Linked DNA regions of Homo sapiens: region 1 is linked to region 2. The links are chromatin loops, found by intact Hi-C in ENCODE. Cell type or tissue: Calu3. All regions are shown on one strand. Each heading gives the region's core, and the rest is flanking DNA. Links, peaks and the distances in the headings are about the cores only. Region 1 holds the start of PSG4 (pregnancy specific beta-1-glycoprotein 4). Region 2 has its middle 10 kb from the start of TEX101.

Region 1 (9,343 bases), core at 981-8,980, 220 kb before region 2:
GGGGAGGCCTGGACATATTTTTTGCACTGACTCTGATGGTTGAGGCAGGTGATTTAGTTCTGGAGTGCAGACTAATCAGCTGACCATTTGCTCTCACTCCTCTGAGGTTTGGATGCCTAAAAAGAGAGGATTTGAGCCAATAAATGACTATGGGGTGCTTGGAACCCAGTAAGCCCTCACTTCTGGTGGAGGAGAGGAAGGGCCTGTGGCTGCAGACAGACCTCATGTGACCCCGATCTCCCCTTTGTGTTGGTGTGACTCTGGTTCAGTGACTGTGCCTTCCTGTGCCTCAGTTTTCTCTCAATCAAATAAGCTAAATGGCAAATGGACTGTGGCTTTTCATGCTATCTGTGAATAAATGTTAAATGATTCACAGTCACCTGACCTAATGCTTGGCACAGTGGAGGTTTCACACAAACAGCATTTATTATTAATTTGCTTCCATGAGAAAACACCTTTACATCAGATCCCTGTGGACAATCTGCTACCAGGTACATCTTCTCCTTCTGTTTCTGCTTCTGGGGACATTAGACTTTCTATGGACTCTCCTAAGCCGATGTCCTACAAAGCTTGTCTTTCTATCCTCTCCACTCTGAGTGTCAGGTGAAGAAAGCTCTGTCCTTGCCCAGATGAGGCTCTGAGGGCTGAGCCCTGGCTGGTGAACAGCTCCAGGAGACACAGTCCTCTGACAGCTGGTAAATTCTTGGTCCCAGTAAGGCCTGCCCAAGAAGGAACAACCCAGCACTGGCACAGGCTCCTCAGCTTTATCTGGAGCAAGGATTTAGGGACAGAGGTCTGGGGTTGAGGCTTCTAGGGCTGAGCTGCTCTGAGAGTATCTCAGGGGGCCCCTCAGGCCAGCCCTACTCAGTTCTCCAGGGTCTTTGTCAGCGTCAAATTTATGAAGAGGGCATGAGGTGCTTGTCTGAGACTGATCTCCTCCTGCTGAGTCCCCCCATCAGACTGTCCTTCCTCTGCAGCGAGTGTCTGCAGGGTCTGAATGCGGGAAAGGAATTCTGATCTGTTGAAATTTGTCTCCTCTGTGTGTCCTGCACTAAATGCCCAAACCCCAGCATGGGACTTAATGCAGAGAGGGACACAGGCAGAGTCCAGGCCTGAGAATCCTGTGTGTGTGAAGTAGAAGTGACCCCTGTCCCCCAACACCCAGGGATCATGTGGAATCACTCACGGTGTAAGGTGAAGGTGAAATGTCCAGTTACTCCTCCAGTCCCATCGCGTCGCTTTATGATGTGTAAGGTGTAGGATCCTGCATCCTCCTGCGTGACATTCTGGATCAGCAGGGATGCATTGGAATATACTCTTTCTCTTCCACTGTATGCAGGCCCATATATAATTCTTTGACCGTCTACTACATATGATGTAATGTAATGGTAGAGGTATGTCATTTGCCCTTTGTACCAAATGTAGCCAGCAAGATTCTGGGGCAAATTGTGGACAAGTAGAAGAACATCCTTCCCCTCAGAAACTTTGGGTGGCTGGGCTTCAATCGTGACTTGGGCAGTTGTGGGCGGATTCCAGAAGTTTAAAAGTGATGCTAGGAGGTACAGAGAGCATCAGTTAATATTGAGACCTATGTATTGGGGTGAAAAGATGGGTCCTGAGAAGGTCTCTTCAATCCTCAGCCTTGAAGACACACAAACACACACATACAAACACATACACACACTAAAGGGGCGTGAGTGTATGTGTGTGTGTCCTACTGTCCCACTAGGTCAAGATCAGCAGCATGACCCCCATTCCTTCAACACTTCTGACCTTGGCATTTTTCTTTTTGGATTCCTCTTCCCCAGGGGTCCGCACGGCCCCCTCCACACTGCCCTCAGGTCCTGCTCACATCAGGGCATCCTTAGACTTCTTTCCTGATACCTCCTTCAGAGACCCTGGGTCTTCCCTTTCTGACCTTTCCCTGCTCTCCTCCCTCCAGGGTTCTTGTCAACACCTGATCTCACATTCTAGATCACTTAGCATGTCTGTCTTCCCCCCACGATGACTGTGTGAGCTCCGTGAGGACAGGGACTTTTGTGATCTTGGTTGCACCCCAGTACCTGGAACAGGCGGCAGACTCCTGTAGATGTGAGAGTTCTCAGGGTCTCCACCCTCTGGATGTTTCTTTTTCCCCCCAATTGTTGAGGTTTCTTGCTGAGGACAGTGTTTCATGTCCTGCTTATATTTTCATTTGAAGTGTCATCTGATATAGTTATTGTTATCATTTTTCAAAATATGGTGGCCCCTGATGATTAATCAGGAAAACAGAACACTTAAGATTTTCCTACCACTTACCAATTCCGCTTCAATGTGACTTTCCTATTTTGACCCTCTGGTGTATTTTCCCCTATCCAGGCTCCAACAGAGCCTTCTTTCCCTTTTCTTCTTTTTTCTTTTTTTCCTTTTTTCTTTTTTTTTTTTTTGAGACGGAGTCTCGTCCTGTCACCCAGGCTGGTGTGCAGTAGTGCTATCTTGGCTAGCTGCAACTTCTGCCTCGTGGGTGCACGTGATTCTCCTGCCACAGCCTCCTGAGTAGCTATGATTACAGGAGCACACCACTATACCTGGTTAATTTTTTGTGTTTTTAGTAGAGACAGGGCTTCACAGTGTTGGCCAGACTGATCTTGAACTCCTGATCTCCTGATCCACCCAACTCAGCCTCCCAAAGTGCTGGCTTCTTTCATTTTTCAGAACCCCATCCTCTCCAGGAGACCCCATCCAGTCACTCTGCTTCCTCCTCCTGTCCTCTCCCAGGAAGTTCTCTCCTCACCTGTGAGCAGGACCCCCTTCCAGGTGATGCGCTGTGTGCAGGGAGGGGCTGAGAGGGGCCCCATGGTCTCTGCTGCTTGTGTGTTCTCCTCTGTGGAGATAAGCCTAGGATCCAGAAGCTTCCTGAGTACGGCTGTCAGCTGTGCTGTCCTTCCTCCTTCTGTGCTGAGCCTCCTCCCGGGGCAGGAGCATTTCTCAAGCTCGTGGGCGGGGTCAGGCCCAGGACACCTCTCTGTCCCCTCCTCTCTCAGTTCTGCCTCCTTGTCCCTCCTGTTTTTCCTTTTGTCTGTGTTTCAGGTCCCTGGGAATTGTGGAGGCCTCTGCATTTTTCAGCAGTGATTCTTTCACCAAACCTCAACACACACTTTGTGCAGATGCACACACACACACACACACACAGAAGAGACACACACGACCCACATGGTCACACACATACCCTGCAGGTTAGGCAAGCAGAGTCCTGGGCCTCAGCCTCCTGCTGTCCCCATGGCTCTGGGGTAGGGTGCACATTCACGCCCTTTACCCTCTTCCTTCCTCATCTGGCTCTCCCCTTCAGTGCAGGAGCTGCACAAGGTTCCCGTCACAGTGACGTCCCATTGTGCTGTGGGTGAGCTCTGTGTTGTCTGGTAAGAGGGACCCTTCCTTTCTCTAATCGTGTCTAGCTTGGCTGCAGCTTCCAAGGATGAACATTCAGTACCTGGGTTTCCCAGAGGAAACTATCCATCCTGGAGGTGTGCAGGGTGAATCTCTCAGGCCTCTTGGGAGGAGAGGCCTGTGCTGATTGCTCAGTGGGGGCTGTGAATCCCAGAGTCAAAGGGACAGTTCTCGGTCACTCTGTGTCTCCCTGGGGTCTGGCGGCTGAGCTGGAGCTCAGGGTTTCTCATGTTCTCCCTGACCACCTTTGATGTCCTCTCTTCTCTGCCCAGCTGATTGTCCTGTGGTCACCACACCTTCCCCGTGGTGGTGCAGGAGGAAGTGGGGAGTTACCCAGGAACCCCGCGGGACATGGCTTGTTGAGACGCAGGAGGGGGAGCCTGGGACAGAGCAGGGGTTCAGAGCTGGAGAGATTCATCCCGACTTACTCCGTGGCCATGATGGGCTCAGCCCTCCCTGTGCTGACATACCCAGGGGTCTGTCCTGAGGGTTTTGACCTGGCCAAGCTGCTCTCTGTAGAGGAGGAACAGGCAGTGGCCAGAGAGCCTGTCTGGAGGGACCTTGCTCACACCTGAGAGGGCGGGTGGGGGTGAGTTGTGTTCTGGGAGCAAAGAAAAATAACACCCCCCTTCTCCCCACAAGCACACAGGAGAGGTCTGTCTTCCCAAGGGACAGCTGGTGGCAGGTGGCCACATCCCGGATGGTGCCTGTGTGTGACCATCACACGCTCTCTGCGCCCCCTGGGCTGCAGTGGGCAGGCAGGACACAGGGTGCCTGGCTGATTCCCGGGGAGGCTGTGGGCCCTCAGGCAGCCGCTGTTCTGTGTCAGCGCTAGGCTTGGCCTGGGATGCCCCAGAGAACAGGACAGATGGAGCAGGGGCGGGCATTTAGGGAGCAGTGACAGAAAGAGTTGATGAGGATGGAGGGAGGTCACGAGGGGAAAGCGTCCAGTGTGGCGTCGCGTGCACCATCGCTGCCCGGGAGATGCCTTTAGCTGGGCCCAGGGAAGGAGCAGGTGTGTGGGGCAGGAGCTACCTGCAGAGGGAGTGGTGTTAGGTTGGCGGCTGCGGGTCAGGAAGGAGCTGACAGAGTCCGTGTTGGGAGCATGGAGGGCTCTGAAGACTTGGGCCGAAGTGACCCTGGTGAGGGTGGACCCTGCTGGGCTGTGGGTTCCGCTGAGGGAGGTTGGCATCCCCTAGGAAGGCTCCAGGCTGGGAAGGACTCTGTCGCCCTCTGGTGGACAGGGAGGGAAGTGTGAACGGCAGCAATCCCAGGCCAGGCTGCATGTTTTATTCCATGTGGATCTGCACACTTTACATGAGGTCACACATATGTTATGTTACAGCTCCATCACCTTCCAGCCCCTTGAGTCCCAGTCTGTGTGACTCTACGTTCACTGTTCTCCCTCTTTCACAATCAGATGTCCCAAATGCAGATTTTTGTCACCTTCTGTGAGTTTGTGTTTGTGTGCAGTAGGCAGCACTGTGTATACCCTGGGGGCAGTGATGTCTGGGGCTGAGCAGTGCACGTGGGCTTGGGAGCAGAAGAGGGAGCAGCAGGGTGGGAAGATCAATATCGGGGGGCAGGGACAAGTCATTTTCTTTTTCTCACTCCCAGGGACCAGAACCCAGGATTCTGACTCCAGGGCACAGTACCACACCCTGCTGGTGTCCCTGGATGTCATGAGGCTCATAGTGTCATGTTGCCTTGGCATTCATTTTTTAAGATGTAAGTTTATTTGCCTCAAATCAGAGGCAGGGCTTGGTCACCATGGCAGTTTTCAATACTGTATCTGGTTCAAGTGACTCCAGTTGGTGTGCAGAGATAAAATCTTAGAGGCATCTCTCCTGCTTGGTGTGCTGGACTCCCCTCTCTGCAGCTGCTTCTTTAAACTGATAATTCTGACATTCGCCTTCACATTTAAAGTGACCTCCTCTCAGTCACAGCGTGAGCTCCTGGTCCCAGTGTTTGTTGCTTGCTTTGAACACATCCATTAAAGCTCCCTGCTGGAAACCTGTCAGATAACACCCTGGACTTAATAAAGCCTGGGCTCACTGACCTCTGTGTCTGTGGTCTCCAAATGTGCCGAGGGCTCCCTAGTGTCTGTAAGTAGTACAAGAACATACATTTTCACGTTGTGGTTGTATCATTGTAGCCTCACATGCCATCCAGAGCCTGACATTGAGGCTGTCCTATGGGACCTGTGCTGGTTGAGCCCCTGCTGGAGCTCTTGTTTTGGGGCCTCTGGTTCTCCTGGATACAGGAGCTTCCAGCTAACTTGATTGAAAACTGATGCCTTTCATTGAAACACTGGCTCAGATGATGGATTCATGGGCTTCAGCTGCCATAACAAACACCTTAGCCTGGGTGAATTAAATAATAGAAATCTATTTTTCACAGTTCTGTGAATAATGTGCTATTTTAACCACTTTAAAATCCACGATCAAGTGAAATTAACCACATACACCATGTTAAATTACCATCACCACTATTTTCCCTAGAAAATTTTTATCATTTTAAACTGAAACTTTGTATCTTTTAAACAATAACTCTTTGTATGTTCTACTCTAGACCTTGATCATCTCTACTCTGTCTCTATGAATTTGCCTATTCTTGATGTTTCATATAAATGGAATTATACAATGATGTTATTTTGTTTCTGACATATTTCACTTAGCATAATGTTTCCAAAGTCCATGCATGTTCCAGCGGGTGTCAGAGCTTCATTCCTCTTTATGGCAGATTAACATTCTGTTGTATGTGTCACCATATTTATTTATTCATGTGTTGATGAACACTTGGATTGTTTTCATATTTTATCTTTTGTGAATAATGCTGCAATCAACATTCCCATGCAAGTACCTGTTTGAGTCCCTGGATTTAATTTTTTGGGTATATACCTAGGAATGGGTGTTGTTTCAAATGAGAATTCTGTGATTAGCTTTTTGAGAAACAGCAAAACTGTTTCTCCTAGTGGCTGTACCTTTTATATTCTCACCAGCAATGTATGAAGATTTCAAATTCTACATAATACTGCTACTTGTTATTTAACATTTTAAAAGAATGTTAGCCAGTTTTGTAGGTGTGATGTGGTGTCTCCTTGCAGCTTTGACTTTGTATTTTCCTAATGACTATTGATGTTGAGTATCTTTTCATGTCCTTCTTGACTATTTGTATATCTTCTTTGAAGAAATGTCTATTTGAGTCTTTTGCCCATTTATAAATTGGATGATTTGTCCTTTCTTTATTGAGTTGTAGCTAGTTCTTGATATTATCTGGACATGAAAACTGCCTATATGTGGTTTGCAAGTATTTTCTCTCATTCGGTGTCTATTAAATATTTTCTTGATAATTTCCTTTGATGCACAAAAGGCTCACATCTTGATAAAGCCCAATTTATCTTTTTTTCTTGTTACTCATGCTTTTGTATCATATCTAAGAATCCATGGCACATTTGAGGTCATCAGTATGTACCTCTGTGTCTATTTTAAGATGTTTTTATGGTTATAGGTCTTATATTTAACTCACTGATCAATTTTTTAGAGAATTGTTTCATATGGTGGGAGGTAGAGTTATTTAAATTAACTGTTTTGCATGTGGTTATCTAGTTTCTGCACTATCATTTGAAAGAAGAATTGTTAATCCATTAAATTGTCTTGACACCCTCTTCAAAGAGTAATTGATCATAAGTGTGAGGGTTTATTTCTAGACTCTCAATTCTATCCCATTTGTCTTTATGTCCATTCTTTTGCCAGCAGCTTCTGTTTTAATAATTGTACTCCTTTGCGAGGTTTCAAGTAAAGTTCAAGCCTACAATTTATTTTGGCAAGATTATTGTGGCTATTCAGTGTTCCTTTTCTGAAAGGTGGGGAGGCCAATGTTTCACCATTGGGAAAGCCTTTTCTGTCTTCTTCAGGGGGAAATTTGGGAGAACCTTTTAAGAAACTTTATCTAAGTAGGTAAACTCTCACCACTTTATTTGCTGAAGTGCTATGTTAAAGTGTGCATTGCCTCTTGTGGAAGAATTGTGAGACCCTGGAAGCACCTGCCCACGTGGTGAGAGACAGTGAATTCCATGATGAGGGGCAGAGAGGATGTTGTTTTGTGATACAATGTTGTTGGGGAGTTGTATACATCTCTATTTCTTTGTCTCTGTACAGTGGGTGTAGGGACCAGCCCCACAGGGTCGGCGGGTTTTTCTCCCCATGTGTGGAGACAAGAGATTGTAGAAATAAAGACACAAGACAAAGAGATAAAAGACAGCTGGGCCTGGGGAACCACTACCACCAAGATGCGGAGATCGTTAGTGGCCTCGAATGCCAAGCTGTGCTGATATTTATTGGATACAAGACAAAGGGGCAGGATAAGGAATGTGAGCCATCTCCAATGATAGGTAAGGTCACATGGGTCATATGTCCACTGGACAGGGGGCCCTTCCCTGCCTGGCAGCCAAGGCAGAGAGAGAGAGGAGAAAGAGAGAGAGCTTACAGCATTATTTCTGCTTATTAGAGACTTTTAGTACTTTCACTAATTTGCTACTGCTAACTAAACAGCAGAGCCAGTTGTACAGGATGGAACATGAAGGTGGACTAGGAGTGTGACCACTGAAGCACAGCATCACAGGGAGACAGGCCTCTGAATAACTGCGGGTTGACCTGACTAATGTCAAGCCCTCCACAAGAGGTGGAGGAGCAGAGTCTTCTCTAAACTCCCCCGGGGAAAGGGAGACTCCCTTTCCCGGTCTGCTAAGTAGTGGGTGTTTTTCCTCGACACTGAGGCTACCACGACATCATGGTTCGCCTGGAAACCGGCATCTTCCCAGACGCTGGCGTTACCACTAGACCAAGGAGCCCTCTAGTGGCCCTGTCTGGGCGTAACAGAAGGCTCGCACTATTGTCTTCTGGTCACTTCTCACTATGTCTCCCCAGCTCCTATCGCTGTATGGCCTGGCTTTTCCTAGGTTATGATTATAGACCAAAGATTATTATAATATTGGAATAAAGAGCAATGCTACCAACTAATGATTAATAATATTCATATATAATCATATCTAAGATCTATATCTGGTATAACTATTCTTCTTTTATATTTTATTATACTGGAACAGCTGGTGTCCTCGGTCTCTTGCCTCGGCACCTGGGTGGCTTGCCGCCCACAAGTGGGCATCTCCATTGGACACAGTAGGTTTTGAAATCCTTGTTTATCCTCTGGGGTCTGGGTCTTGGCTTACCTGTTAGCTGCAGCTGAAAGAGGTGTCTGCTAAGTCAATGACACCTGTGGGGAGAAGAAGGATTCAGCAGAGTGAAAGTAGCTGGGGCTCAGAGAAGCCAGGAAAGTCTGACTCTTAGAAACTGTGGGTCAGCAGATGGGTGTCCTCAGGGATAAATGGGCCATGCCAGTAGCCACTGCAGTGAACTGGAAGAAGGTAAGGGATGCTGGGTATCCCATGTTCTGTCTCAGCTCTGCAGCTGAAGATTTGGGCCCTGGGCTGGTACGGCCCTGCAGCAGGGGAAGGGTATACAGGAATGGCTGCATATCGGGACAAAGTCCATGTCATCTTCTTAGGCATTGTTACTGCAGATGGAGGATTGTGTTCAGAGACCTGGCCTAAACACATGGGAGGGCCCACCCCATTCTTTTAAAATTATTTTAAGAGAACAGTATTAGCAAATGTGGTACATGTTTTATTCTGCTAGAATCAGTCTTACTGTCACGTTTTACAATGTATCTCTTAGGAAATGGCAAGAGTCATCCACACAATGTGCATTTAAAGGGGACTCTACTATAATTTCAGCTTTCCTACTCTTTATAGAAACCATCTTCTCTGCAAACACACAGGCAATATCTCTGTATTCATTTCTATTGGGAGCCCTGTATGCAAGGTGGAGAGAGCCACATTTCCCCTGAGATTTTACGT
Region 2 (9,343 bases), core at 778-8,777:
GTTTATCTTCACAGGTACTGGACAAGACAGGACCAGAAGTCATCCCTCTGCTCACCTGAGACAAATGCCTATTTCACTCTTTCCTCTACTAGATGTTTAGTTTATTTTATGTAAAAATGCAAATCTGGCCAGACACGGTGGCTCACCCCTGTAATCCCAACACTTTGGGAGGCCAAGGCGGGCAGATCACGAGCTCAGGAGTTTGAGACCAGCCTGGCCAACATGGTAAAACCCCATCTCTACTAAAAATACAAAAATTTACCAGGTGTGGTGGCAGATGCCTGTAATCCCAGCTATTCAGGAGGCTGAGGTGGAGAATCACTTGAACCCAGAAGGCAGAGATTGCAGTGAGCTGAGATCCGGCCATCGCACTCCAGCCTGGGTGACAAGAGCAAAACTCCGTCTCAAAAAAAAAAATGCAAATTCACTGAGGGCAAGATGATTGCATAGTTGACTATTCCTCTACCCTCTCCTTTCACATGTAAAATGTAGATTCACTGAAAGCTGATCAAAGCCTCAAAAGAATGCAACCACTTTCCCTTTTTATTTACTCTCCTCCTTTTTTTCTTTCCTCTTTCTCCTATTGCCCACTCCTTTCCCCACTTTAAATATTGAAGTCCCCAGGCCGGGTGTGGTGGCTCATGCTTGTAATCCCAGCACTTTGGGAGGTCGAGGCAGGTGGATCACCTGAGGTCGGAGTTCAAGACCAGCCTGGCCAACATGGTGAAACCCCGTCTCTACTAAAAATATAAAAAATTAGCTAGGCATGGTGGCGGATGCCTGTAATCCCAGCTACTCGGGAGGCTGAGGCAGGAGAACTGCTTGAACCTGGGAGGCAGAGGTTGCAGTGAGCCGAGATCATGCCACTGCACTCCAGCCTGGCAACAAAAGTGAAACTTTCTCTCAAAAAAAAAAAAAAAAAAAAAAAATTGAAGTTCCCAAATCCTCTTTGGAAAAAGCACAGATCACAGATGTTCCTGTGGTTTTGTGTTTCTTTTTCCTGGGCATGTCCTAAACCTTAGCAAAAGAAACTAAAATAATTAAGACTCACCTCAATCATTTTTTTTTTATTTATACCACTCTCCTGCAGTTTAAGCGCTACTCTAGCTAATTCCTTATCTTTGTCCTTAGGTAGCCAGTCCCCATTGTGTCAGTTTGCTAAATCTCCCTAAAGAGGAAGAAGAAGCACACGAAAATCAAATTTTAACTGAGGGCCAGGTGCAGTGGCCCACACCTATAGTGCCAGCACTTTGGGAGGCCAAGGCGAGTGGATTACTTGAGCTCAGGAGTTTGAGACCAGCCTGGGCAACATAGTGAAACCCCGTCTCTACAAAAAATACAAAAATTAACTGGGCATGGTAGTGTGTGCCTGTACATAGTCACAGCTATTTGGGAGGCTGAGACAAGAGGATGGCTTGACCCAGGGAGGTGGACAGTTTGCTGAGGTCACGCCACTGCACTCCTCCTCCCTAGATGATAGAGCATGACCCTGTCTCAGAGACAGAGAGAAAGAAAAAGGAAGAAAGGAAGAAAAAGAAAGAGAGAAAGAAAGGAAGGAAGGAAGGAAGGAAGGAAAGAAAGAAAGAGAAAGAAAGAAAGAAAAGAAAAGAGAGGAAAGAAAGAGAAAGAAAAGGAAGGAGTGACAATGCCAAATTCTGGAGAGGAATTGAGAAACTAGATCTCTCATATATTGCTGTAAGAATGTGAAATGGTGCACCCACTCTGGAAAATAGTTTGGCCATTTATTTAAAAACTAAACACACACTTACCATCTACCCAGCAGTCATACTGCTGAGCGTTCATCCACAAGAAATGGAAACTTAAGTCAACACAAAATCATGTATGTGCTTGTTCTTAGCAGCTTTATTTGTAATAGCCCAAAATGAAAACAACCAAAATGTCTTACAGTAGGTGAATGTTAAACTCCACAATAGAAAGAAACAAACTATTTATACACACAGAAACTTGGCTGGATCTCAATGGCATTATGCTGAGTGGAAAAAAGTCCATCTCAAAGGTCATATATGTACTATATGAATCCATGTATATAATATTCTTGAAATGGCAAAATCATAGCAATAGAGATGTATTTTATTTAACTGAATGGTATATCCAAAATATTACCATTAAACATGTAATCAATACAAATTTTAATGAGCTATCTTACATTCTTTTTTATACTAAGTCTTCAAAATGTGGTGTGTATTTCACAATCATGATACATCTTAATTTGGACTTGTTACATTTCAAGCATTCAGTATCCACATGTGGCTACTATATGATATAGTGGCTACTGTATTGTACAGCACAGATCTAAATAACATAAAATGCCTCTTCAAATGGATGGCTCTTTTTTATCGTGATGTTTATTTTATTATTGAGTTTTGAGTATGTTTCATATTTGCATATTACAAATGCAAATTCCTTAACAGGTATATCATTTTAAAATATTTTCTTCTACTCTGCCTTGTCCTTTTCTTCTCTTAGTGTCTTTCACAGAGCACGGTTTTTTTTGTTTGTTTGTTTGTTTTTGAGACGGAGTCTAGCTCTGTCGCCCAGGCTGGAGTGCAGTGGCGCGATCTCGGCTCACTGCAACCCTCACCTCCCGGGTTCAAGCAGTTCTCCTCCCTCTGCCTCCTGAGTAGCTGGGACTACAGGCTTACACTGCCATACCAGGCTAATTTTTTGTATTTTAGTAGAGATGGGGTTTCACTGTGTTGTCCAGGCTGGTCTCGAACTCCTGAGCTCAGGCAATCCACCTGCCTTGGCCTCCCAAAGTGCTGGGATTATAGGCATGAGCCACCGCACCCAGCAGAGCATGGGTTTTTAATTTAATGAAGTCCAATTTATCAACTTTATGAAATATGCTTTTAGTATTATATATTATACATTAGCCAAGTTTGTTATTGCTTGTTTGTTTGTTGTTGTTGTTGTCACTGCTATTCTAAGTCGTTTGCATTTCCAAATGAATTTTAGAATCATCTTGTCAATTACTACAAAAATCCTGCAAGGATTTTGATTGGGATTGTTTGAGGAGAATTGACATCTTAACGTTAAGGAAACAGGAGCATAGGAGAGCCAGGGTGACACCATTTTAAAATCAACCCTGTCGTAAAACTAGCAAGGTACGCTCTTTGCCAATCACAACCCACGGTCATAAGATGTTTACAGCTAAAGAAGCAGTTTATTAATGCCTGCAAGGACAAACTCCTGTGACAGAAGAATGTCCAGATGTCCCAATATCACATAACAATATATACTTTCAAGACAGAGTCATGCTTTGGTGTACTTATGCACTAAAATGCCAAGAATAACTTTTATTTATTTATTTATTTATTTATTTATTTATTATTTTTGGAGATGGGGTCTCGCTCTGTCACCCAGGCTGGAGCGCAGTGACATGATCTCAGTTCACTGCAACTTCTGCCTCCCCGGCTCAAGCAATCCTCCCACCTCCCACCCCCACCCTCCAGTAGCTGGGACTACAGGCGAGAGCCACCACACCTCACTAATTTTTGTATTTTTTTTGTAGAGACAGGACCGCACCGTGTTGCCCAGGCTGGTCTCAAACTCCTGGGCTCAAGCGATCCTCCCACCTTGGCCTCCCAAAGTGCTGGGATTACAAGCATGGTCCACTGCACCTGGCAGATAACTTTCCTTAAATCAGCAAAATAATAAATTTTGTCATGCTGTCAGCCCACTCACACATAGACATAACTTAGCTTAGCTTTTATATAGATAAGACCCCTGTATAAGAAGAGTTTTTAAAAAAGGACAATGCGGCCGGGTGCGGTGGCTCACGCCTGTAATCCCAGCACTTTAGGAGACTGAGGCGGGCAGACCACGTGAGGTCAGAAGTTCAAGACCAGCCTGACCAACATGGAGAAACCCGGTCTCTACTAAAAATACAAAATCAGCCGGGCGTGGTGGCGCATGCCTATAATCCCAGCTACTCGAGAGGCTGAGGCAGGAGAATCGCTTGAATCTGGGAGGCAGAGTTTGTGGTAAGCCGAGATCGCGCCATTGCACTCCAGCCTGGGCAACAAGAGTGAAACTCTGTCTCAAAAAATAATAATAATAATTTTTAAAAAGACAGCGCATTCTTTCTCTTGCTTTCTGAGGCAACCCTACTGTGTAACTAATGAGCAACTCTGTTGCCACCGCACTCTGTGACTCACCTTGAATTCTTTCTTGCATAAGATCCAAAAATCCTCTCTTGGAGTCTGGATCAAGACCCCTTTTTCCAGCGACATTAATAATACTGTGTCTTCTTCCCCATTCATACCATATATCTTTTCATTTATTTCACAACAGTGCTGAAATAAATGAAAAGATATATGCTATGAATGGGGAAGAAGACACAGTATTATTTCACAGTGTGAAATTTCCTTCAGCATTGTTGTGCTGTTTCCAGTATACAGGTGTTGGCAGGGATATAGAAAAACTGGAATGCATATATTATGGGTGGGCACCTGCATGAGATCCCAAGAAACAGCAACTAGGCCAGGGTGACTGGAGCAGAGGAAATGAGGAAGAGCATCTTAGGAGATGTGGTCAGAGGTAACGGGAATACAGATCTCAGGGAGCTCATAGGCAACTGCACTGACTCTGGCTTTTATGCCAGGTGAATTTGGAAGTTGTTAGAGAGTTTAGATCAGGCTAGGTGTGGTGGCTCATGCCTGTAATCAATCCTAGCACTCTGGGAGGCCAGAGTGGGAGGATAGCTTGTGTCCAGGAGTTTGAGACCAGCCTAGGCAACATAGCAAGATCCTCATTTCTACAAAAAATTTTTAAAAATTAGCTGGGCATGATGGCATGCACCTTTGGTCCCAGCTGCTGAGGAGGCTGAGGCAGGAGGACTGCTTGAGCCTGGGAGGTTGAGGCTGAAGTAAGCTTTGATCCCACCACTGCACTCTGCCTGGGTGACAGAGTGAGACTCTGTTTAAAAAATAAAGAAAGACAGAGAGATTGAGGGAGGGGAGAGAGAGAGAAAGGAAGGGAGGAAGGGAGGAAGGAAGGAAGGAAAGAAGGAAGGGAGAGAGGGAGGGGGCAGTGCAGAGGGAGGGAGGGGAAAAGAAAGAGAAGAGAAGAGAAAAGGAAAAGAAAAGAAAGAAGAAAAAGTTAGTTTATGTCAGGGTGTGATACGATGTTTTGACTTCTCTTGTCTAAGGAGCCCTCTAGCTGCTATGTTGAGAATAGTCTGGAGGAAGACAAAATTGGCAGTGGGAGACCCACTAAATTGCTGTTTGCCACGTTTTTAAAAGCTGAATAGCTTAGATCAGTAGTTTAGGAGATCGACAAGACTTGTTTTCTGGTCACAACGCTGCTGACTAAAACAGGATTTAGTCCAGACAGGATAAAGTGAAGAAACTGGACAAAACCAGCAGATGACAGCAAAAGTGACCCTAGCTGCCCTCATTGCTCATTAGCTCAAGACACTGCCCCCAGCACCATGACAGTTTATAAACGCCATAGCAACGACCCAGAAGTTACCACCCATTTCTATGGCAATGATCTGGAAGTTGCTGCCCTTTTCCTGGAAACTTGTTAAATAACTCACTCCTTAATTTGCATTAATCCACACCTTAATTTGCATGTAATTGAAGTGGCTATAAGAGAATATAAATGTAGTTGCCAAGGGTTCACAGGTTGCCAACTCTGGGCACACTGCCAATGAGTTATCCCTGCTCAGCAAGGAGCAGTACCATTCAATAAAAGATTACTGCCTAATACCCGGGGCTCGCCCTTGAATTCTTTCCCGGTCAAAGCCAAGAACCCTCCCAGCCTAAGCATCATGTTGGGGGCCTGTCCATCCTGCATCAGTTTTTTTGTTTTGTTTTTGTTGCTGTTGTTGTTTGTTTTTGTTTTGTTTTGTTTTGAGACAGGGTCTTGCTCTGTCACCCAGGCTGGAGTGCAGCGGCACAAACGCAGCTCACTGTAGCCTCTACTTTCTGGGCTCAAGTGATCCTCCCATCTCAGGCTCCTGGGTAGCTGGGCCTCCAGGCACGCACCACCAGAGCTGGCTAATTTTTTTTTTAATTTCGTAGAAACAGAGTCTCACCATGTTACTCAGGCTGTGCTCAAACTTCTGGGCTTAAGCGATCCTCCCACCTGGGCCTCCCAAATTTCTGGGATTACAGGTGTGAGCCACTGCACTCAGCGTGCATCAGTTCTAACTACCAAATTGAAAGGAACTTAGAGGAGAAAAGAGCATGTTAAATGCCTGTGGGGATGGAACTAGCAAAATCCAGATTATGGAAGCTGCAAGACAATGACCTAACTTTGTCAAAACATAAATTTGAGAGAAGAAGAAAAAAAAGTAAGGGAAGCTATAGTTTAAGAGGAACTTAAACACACAAAATCAAATGCAATTTGTGGACCTTGCTTGGATCCTGGCTTGAATAATCAGATATAAAATAATACTTTTCTGATACAGCTAAGAAAATGCATTCATTGATTATTTAATGAGGTAGGTATCTTAAATTCTATTAGATATGAGAACTGAGATCATGTATTTCAACATGACTTACCTGTTTGTTTGACTTTCAAAAAAGCCTTGCCTGGAAGGATAAGACTGTAAAACAATAAAGAACTCATTGTTTGCTTCAGGAAAATAAAAAAAAAAAAAAATTTATCTAGGCAAACAATTTGCTCACCTGGGCATATAGCTCTCCTCTCAACACATGGCTCAACTGGGCAAAAAGCTCACTTATCAGACAATAGTTTGCTTCTCAAGACTTCTCTCAAGACCTCCATTCTGTTGTGTTCACCAATTCTAAACTATCGTCTCATACTTTTTATCCAATTTTATTTTATTTTATTTTATTTTACTTTATTTTATTTTATTTTATTTTATTTTATTTTATTTTATTTTATTTTGAGATAGTGTCTCGCTCTGTCGCCCAGGCTGGAGTGCAGTGGCATGATCTCGGCTCACTGCAACCTCCGCCTCCTAGGTTCTTTCCTGACCTCAGGTGACCCGCCTGCCTCAGCCTCCCAAAGTGCTGGGATTACAGGCGTGAGCCACCGCACCCAGCCCTTTGCCCAATTTTAGTCAGTTCCTTGCTTTAAAGAATTACCTCAAATACCCTTACATCATTTTCCCCTTTGTGACACTGTTGAGACACCACCGAACTTTGTTCTCCCTTGCTGCAATTGGCCTTATAAACTCTTACTTTGCGTGATCAATGGGTTTCTCTGGTAGTCTTTGCAAGAAAGTCAACCATTAATAGATACGCTGATTTCATGACATGTTTATTTTAATTTTTTTATTTTCTTGTAACTTTATCGTCACAGAATGTGGCATATTTATTTTTTAAAAGGGAGAGGCTCAGCGGATCCAGTGGCTCATGCCTGTAATCCCAGCACTTTGGGAGGCCGAGGCCGGTGGATCACTTGAGGTCAGGAGTTCAAGACCAGCCTGGCCAACATGGCGAAACCCCATCTCCACTAAAAATACAAAAATTAGCCAGGCGTGGTGACGCATGCCTGAAATCCCAGCTACTCAGGAAGCTGAGGCAGTAGAATTGCTTGAACCCGGGAGGCAGAGGTTATAGTGAGCTGAGATTGCACCATTGCACTCCAGCCTGGGGAACAGAGCAAGACTGCATCTCAAAAAAAAAAAAAAAAGGTTGGGGGAGGCTTATCTTTTTAAAACTATATATACAGAATGGCTGGGCATGGTGGCTCACATCTGTGTTCCCAGCATTTTCGGAGGCCAAGGCAGGCGAATCACTTGAGGTCAGGAATTCAAGACCAGCCTGACAAACATGGTGAAACCCCGTCTCTACTAAAAATACAAAACTTAGCCAGGTGTGGTGATGGGTGCCTATAATCCCAGCTACTCAGAAGGCTGAGGCAGGAGAATCGCTTGAACTTGAGAGGTGGAGGTTGCAGTGAGCCAAGATGGCACCATTGCACTCCAGTTTGGGCAACAGAGTGAGATTCCATCTCAAAAAAAAAAAGAATATACATATATATATATATATATAAAATCTCTACACACACACACAATACACACACAGACACACACACACACACAGAGAAGGATTTACAAATAAAATGAAATAATGTCTGAGATTTACTTCAATACAATATGGAATAGAGAGTAGGGAGAGGCATAGATGAAGTGAAACTGGTCATCATTTCGAGGCAATCATTATTGAAGCTGGTTGACAGCTACATGGGGTTCACTATAAGACTTTTGTCTGGCCAGACGTCGTGGCTCACGCCTGTAATCCCAGCACTTTAGGAGGCCGAGGTGGGTGGATTGCCTGAGGTCAGGAGTTTGAGACAAGTCTGACCTACATGGTGAAACCCAGTTTCTAATTTAAAAAATTACAAAAAAATTAGCCAGGCCTGGTGGCAGGCGCCTGTAATCCCAGCTACTCCAGAGGCTGAGGCAGGAGAATCGCTTGGGCTCGGGAGGCAGAGGTTGCAGTGAGTCAAGATCACGCCACTGCAATCCAGCCTGGGCAATGAGAGTGAAACTCCTTCTCAAAAAAAAAAAAGCTTTTTATCTACTTAGATATATTTCTGAAACAGTCCATAATAAATGAGTTTTATGTGTGCTACTCAGACCACAACATTGGAGTTATTCTTGATCTCCCTCTCCTATCCCATATCCAATCCTTTAGCATATCCTGTTGATTCTGCCTTTAAAATACCTCTAGAATCTGACCATGTCTCATAACCTCCGCTGCTTCTTCTCCAGTCCAAGCTGCCACCATTTCTCACCTTGATTATTGCAACAGCCAAGAGTCTCTATGCTTTGACCTTTCCCTTCCCACAATCCCATTCTCTTCTCGACTTAGCAGCCACAGTGATCCTTTTTTAAAGTAAGCCTAAACCCTGTCTCTTAGCCAGGCATGGTGGTGCACACTTGTAGTCCCAGCTACTCAGGTGGCTGAGGCGGAAGAATCGCCTGAGACCAGGAGTTCAAGACTGCACTGAGCTATGATTGCGCCACTGCACTCCAGCCTGGGCAACACAGCAAGACCCTGTCTCAAAAACAAAATAATAAAGAAATGAAGAAATAAAAAATAAACTCGCTCTCTATCAAAACCCTACAATGACTCTCCACCTCACTCGGAGTAAAAACCAAAGCCCATGGCCAGGAGCGGAGGCTCACTCCTGTAATCCCAGCAGTTTGGGAGGCTGAGGCATGAGGATGACTTGAGGTCAAGAGTTTGAGACCAGCCTGGCCAACATGGAGAAACCCTGTCTCTACTAAAAATACAAAAAATTAGCCAGGCATTGTGGCAGGCGCCTGTAATCCCAGCTACTTGGGCAACTGAGGCAGGAGAATCGCTTGAACCCAGGAGGCAGAGGTTGCAGTGAGCCG

The links. A loop is a pair of places that touch in the nucleus more often than their neighbours do. Peaks named below come from ENCODE experiments on the same cell type or tissue, not always from the same donor. Only the 100,000 strongest peaks of a DNase experiment are listed, where the experiment ranks them.
Region 1: a loop joins it to region 2, with 4 times the contacts of the local background. A loop is called at or near these places in 2 of 110 quality-filtered maps.

Annotation. Positions count from the first base shown.
Region 1 is chr19:43,202,700-43,212,042 of GRCh38, forward strand. It overlaps PSG4 (pregnancy specific beta-1-glycoprotein 4), which reads right to left and starts at 2,939. Exons shown (of 6, transcript NM_002780.5): 1 at 2,774-2,939; 2 at 1,187-1,552. The coding sequence starts at 2,837. LOC284344 (a long non-coding RNA gene) reads right to left here. Exons shown (of 9, transcript NR_033888.1): 9 at 9,092-9,343. In Calu3, for the core only: CTCF peaks have their summits at 4,674 (motif pointing left) and 8,265 (motif pointing left); DNase peaks (open chromatin) are centred at 2,962, 4,652 and 8,262.
Region 2 is chr19:43,420,645-43,429,987 of GRCh38, forward strand. No RefSeq gene overlaps it. Among named protein-coding and RNA genes, the nearest start is that of TEX101, 10 kb to the left of the region's middle. In Calu3, for the core only: CTCF peaks have their summits at 5,235 and 5,438 (motif pointing right); DNase peaks (open chromatin) are centred at 5,227 and 5,657.